Linked DNA regions of Homo sapiens: region 2 is linked to region 1. The links are chromatin loops, found by intact Hi-C in ENCODE. Cell type or tissue: B cell. All regions are shown on one strand.

Evidence for each region. Hi-C counts contacts between places; a loop is a spot of excess contacts. Peaks named below come from ENCODE experiments on the same cell type or tissue, not always from the same donor. Only the 100,000 strongest peaks of a DNase experiment are listed, where the experiment ranks them.
Region 2: a loop joins it to region 1, with 14 times the contacts of the local background. A loop is called at or near these places in 11 of 110 quality-filtered maps.

Annotation. Positions count from the first base shown.
Region 1 is chr9:136,266,309-136,268,808 of GRCh38, reverse strand. It overlaps CCDC187 (coiled-coil domain containing 187), which reads left to right. Exons shown (of 26, transcript NM_001378188.1): 15 at 684-760; 16 at 1,298-1,425. Among named protein-coding and RNA genes, the nearest start is that of QSOX2, 22 kb to the right of the region's middle. RefSeq lists an enhancer at 1,103-1,172 and silencers at 973-1,348, 1,413-1,572. In B cell, a CTCF peak has its summit at 1,336; a DNase peak (open chromatin) is centred at 1,408; H3K4me3 peaks cover 1,159 bases; H3K27ac peaks cover 442 bases.
Region 2 is chr9:136,169,492-136,171,991 of GRCh38, reverse strand. No RefSeq gene overlaps it. Among named protein-coding and RNA genes, the nearest start is that of LHX3, 34 kb to the left of the region's middle. RefSeq lists enhancers at 1,595-2,245, 2,246-2,500. In B cell, CTCF peaks have their summits at 1,341 and 1,544 (motif pointing left); a DNase peak (open chromatin) is centred at 1,531; H3K27me3 peaks cover 1,964 bases.

The DNA of each region.
Region 1 (2,500 bases):
GTGCTATGTTGCCTCAAGTCCAGTGCCTGGAAAACTGTTATTTCATATGTGTGTGTGAAAAAATATATATATATGTATACACACACATATCTCTATATAAACACACATGTGTGTGTGTATTTACGTGATTTTTTCAGTTGTTGCAGATGGGATGGCAAAGCCAAAATCCAGTCCCTTTTGCTCTGTCTTTGGTGGGAGGGAACGTCCTTAAGGATCGCTTGAAGTACAGGCTCCTTTTTCCATCACTCAGAACAGAAGCATGGCCAGCAGAGGTCGGCAGCAGGTCAGCTACTTCAGCTGGGGATCTGGGATCTGCTGTCACCTGCCAGCTCCTTGGTGCTAGACCCCGACAGCCCTTCTCCCTCTCTGGGCCTCACTCTCCCCTCCTTTAGAAGCCTGTAGACGCAGAGCAGCTGGGCTGTCTCCCTGAGCTTCCTCTACTTTTGGTCTGGTCTTTCCCATGATCAGTAGGGTCACAAACCACAACTTCACATCAAGAGACTGCCTGTCCCTTCCCGCGTGGTCTTGTGGATTCTGCGTGAAGCCCTGTGTGTCCGGGATGGGATGGGGACACTAAACTGCCCTAGACCTCCTACTTTTATGAGGCCCTCCGGTAGAAATGGCCCCTGACACGGGGCACTCAGACCCCCTACATGACCCAACCATGGCGCTTCCTTCCTCAGAGGTGGAGGGCCCTGACGGAGCCCTCTCCCAGCTTCCCCTGGCCAAGTTCTTCCCTCCGGACAACCCCACCCACCAGGTACGTGGAGAGGTCCCCTGGGGGAGAGGCACAATTTCAGGACCCAGCACGGCCCTGGTAGTGGGCCCCGGACCCAACTGTCCTTCCACTAAGAAGGGCCAAGGCAGGTCCTGGGTTGGGAGGTTCTTCCGGCGATCGCGTCACCCGCTCTTCCAGCTGACAGCTACCCAAGCCCGTTCCTCCCGCCCTGGGTGACAGAGGGGGGCAGGCATTTCAACATGGTGCTTTGGGCAGGGTTAGCCCCCGCCCAGGTTGTATATTTTAGGGCAGGTGGCCTGGGCTTCCTGGATCAGGGCTGGTGGTGAGGCCGAGATGCTAAAGATCCTGCCTGCCCCGCCAGCTCACAGTCGGGGAAGCGAGGGCGGCATAGGGGGATGGGAGGGGCGGGCAGTCCGAGAGGGCTTCTCGGAGGCGGTGGCCTGTGCTGGGAGCGGTCTAGAAGCTAGGCGGTGACGCGGCCCACCCTACTGGAGCCCCGCGAGGCCCGGAAGCACCGAACCCAGAGCTTTAGGGGCCTTGGGCCGCTTCAAGCTGCAGATGCTGGAGCGGAGCCTGCGGGAGGAGGAGCTGCGAGCACAGCACCAGGCCGCGCTGCTGCGCCTGCGAGAGATGGCGCTCCAGGAGAAAACGCTCGCGGAGCTGGCCTGGCTGGAGCATCGACGAGGGTGAGCGCATGCGCCTGGCGCCGGCCCCGCCCCGCCGTAGCCCCGCCCTGCTGTAGCCCCGCCCTGCTGTAGCCCCGCCCCCTCCCTGCCCCGTCCGGGTCCCGCCCGTGGCCCCGACAGCGTTTTGAGAAACAAGAGGTACTGGTCCAAACAGTAATAGGTGTTTGCTGAAACTTACATAAGGCAGTAAAGTACTCAATACACAAATAAAAAAATACCCCCATCGTTCCAAAGGTGACCTCTGAGATCATCTTTGTGCATACTTTGTTTTTTTGTTTTGTTTTGTTTTGTTTTGAGACAGAGTTTCGCTCTTGTTGCTCAGGCTGGAGTGTAGAGGCGCGTGGCGCGATCTAGGCTCACTGCAACCTCCGCCTCCCAGGTTCAAGGGATTCTCCTGCCTCAGTCTCCCGAGTAGCTGGGACTACAGGTGTGCGCCACCACGCCCAGCTAATTTTGTATTTTTAGTAGAGATGGGGTTTCTCCATGTTGGTCAGGCTGGTCTCGAACTCCCTACCTCAGTTGATCCGCCAGCCACGGCCTCTCAAAGTGCTGGGATTACAGGCGAGAGCCACCACGCCCAGTGCGGATACTCTGTTTTGGGGAGAAACACACATGGCTATTTCAACTTGCAAATGGGCAGTACGTGCTGTTTTGTAACTTGCGTTTTCAATTTATATGTCAGGAAAACCTTTCTGTGTAGCTACATAACCGCTATAACACACAGGGCGCACCGGCGTAGAGACAGGGCTGTAACTCCCTTCGCTTGTCCCGGATCTCCGGGCCTCTAGGTTGTCTCCAACGTTTTGCCATTATTAATGAAGATAGAGAGATCATTTCCTTAAGGTAAAACCTTAGAAATGGAATGACCGGGTCAGTGAGAATGCATCTGGAAGCCGCTTGATACTGCCACATTGGTCTCCAGAAAGGTGATTCCAGTTAACATCCTCACCCGGTGTCTGAGCGGGCCAGACTGAGGGTGTTTATTCCATGATGGGTGGGGGGTGGATGTGGGTGACCCCCACCTCCCTCCCCAGAGGACCCACTGGCCTGGGCTGGGCCTTCAGGGTGGCAGGGG
Region 2 (2,500 bases), 97 kb after region 1:
GAGCACCCCTCACAACGGGAAGGGACCACCCTCTGCCCAGCTGTGGCTCTGTCCCAGGGCAGGGGTGGGGCCCATGGGCCCTGTTGCAGCCATGGTGAGGCTCTGCCAAGAACCTTGGGTGCCAATCCATGGGCTGGGAGCTTTCTCGTTGACCAGGGAGGCAGGCCAGTCCAAGGGGCTCCTGGGTGGTGTCAAATTGCATGGAATGGAAATTAGACCTCAAGCAGCCTCTGCCTCTGAGACGGGAGATTCTTTGTTTGCTCTTAGTGGGTAAATTCCAGCCCCTTGGCCTCTCCCCTGCGATTCTGCTGACTTAATTTGGGCTTTTGTCTGGGGCGGCCCCCGGAGGGGATTACCCGAGGGTCCTATTACAGTTCCCAAGTCTGGCCCTGCTAATGAGTTCAGGGGCAGGTGGCAAGGTGAGCTCCAGGGTGTTTCCATGTCACCCTGGGAACAGCATCTGCAGGGCTTGGCCCAGGTGCTGAGAGCGCTTCCTGGGTGCCGGCTGAGCAGACACAGGGCTGGGTTGGCCATGGCCAGGAGAGCCAGGTGACCACACAGGCAGTGCCCCTGGGTTACAGGGCTGACAGACCAGCAGACAGGCGGGCAAACAAGCCACATACCAGGAAGAGACTTTGACCTGGTTATGAGGGCTCTGAAGAAAAGGAGGTGGGAAGAGACGAGAGAGGGCCTGTCTGGGGCAGAGACGTGGGCCAGGGAGGGCCTCCCCTGGGTGGGGGACATTTAAACGGAAGCTTTGATGCCTCACTGGAACCACCCCTGTGTGGGTCACTGAAGAGGCCTTGCAGCCACAGAACACAGCAAGTGCTAAGGCCCTGAGGCTGGCAGGAGCCGTCGTGCCCAGGAGTGGGAAGGAGGCTGCCACATGGAGGAGACAGAGGCGCCCAGAACACAGGGGGATGGGTGGGAGCTGGCGGGAGAGGACAGGGTCTGAGGCTCGGTGGGGACCTAAGTAGAAGGGGCTAGGCAGGGAGTGACCTCATCTGATTGGCTGTGTCACCCAGGCCCGTGGGGAAGATGGATGGGGCAGAAAGGGGCATCCACAGGATCTGCAGGGGTCCCAGGGCCATGTCAGCATGGGGCCACCAGGTGGGAGGGGAGCTGCCCTGGGGCCAGTGTGGGGTCCTCTGTGGCTGACCAGAGGGTGGGCGGGCAGCCTCTGCAATGAGATGGGGCTGTAGGGTATGCCTGAGCCCAGGTGCCAGCCAGGGGGCAGCACAGGCCCCCAGCGATGGGGGGACTGGGCTGCGCCAGGTGGGCTCCACTTCACAGAAGAGGAAACGGAGGGTCAGGGAGGGTCAGAGGCAGTGCCCTGGTGACACAGCAGGGGGGCCCAGCCAGGATCAAACCCCTGCCCGGGATGCCAACCTGCCCTAGTGACCACCAGTGCTGGGGCCCACCTCTCTGGGGGTTCCCGATCTGGGTTGGCACCCCTGCCCCTGCTGGGTCTACAGAGGGGAGCTCAGCCCGGGCACAGCCGGGTCCCCCATCGCTGGGCGGCCTCTACTGCCCCCTGGCTGCCACTCTGGCCCAAGCAGCATCAACTCGACCAACTATAACCTCGAGACTGTCTGGGCCCAACCTGGGATTTTGCAAACAGGTTCACCAAATTGTCAATTAAGTGAAAATCAATCTCCAGCCATTCATCACAGGCTGCTGGGGCCGCGCACAGGCCGCCATCGATCGGGGCCCCTGGGGAGCGATTGAGGCCAAGTGCAGCCCACATCTGCTGCATCAGGGCAGACGCCACGATCCATCATCCCAAACAGCCGAGGCGCCCACCCGGGGGCCCGGGCTTGCCCAGGAGGGAGGGCGGGTGGAAGGGGCACAGCGCCCTTGGAACCTTTCAATGCTCTGGCCACAGTGCCGGATCCCTGAAAGCCCCTTCCCTCTCCATCAGGCCCCATGGCCCTGTCCTCCCCGTCTCACCCAGCCCTTCTCCCAGTGACAGGGGTGGGGGCACTCTGAGGTCTCTCTATGAAGGGCCATTGCTCTGACGCCGTGGCAGGGGCTGGGGGAAGCAAGGTGGAGGAATCTGGTCCTCTCCCCGTCCTCAGCCTCCCCTCTCTGTTTGACCTTTCGGGAGAGCCCCCTCTGCCTGGCTGTGCACACTGGGCACCCTGACCTCTCTTCTCTTTCACTATTGTTTGTCCCCTCCTCTCCCAACCTGGCACAAGGCTGTGAGCCTGCAAGGCACCTTAAATGCACTGGGCCGAGCTTCAGGGCCTCCCCCTCTGTGAGGTCAAAGTCCAGTGAGGCCCCATCTAGGGTGTCAGTGCCCAGACAGCAGGGCTGGGATGCTCCCCCGAGGACAGAGCACTCCTCCATAACTTCCGCAAGAGTCCCTGCACATGCGGGGAAAACGGCCCAGAAATGCCCAGATTTCCAGAATTTCTTTGCAGTGGAGCCTGCAGCTTGTCACTTTGATGCCCTCCTGCAGACAGCCCCCCAGGCCCCTCATGCAGGGGCTCCACCAGCT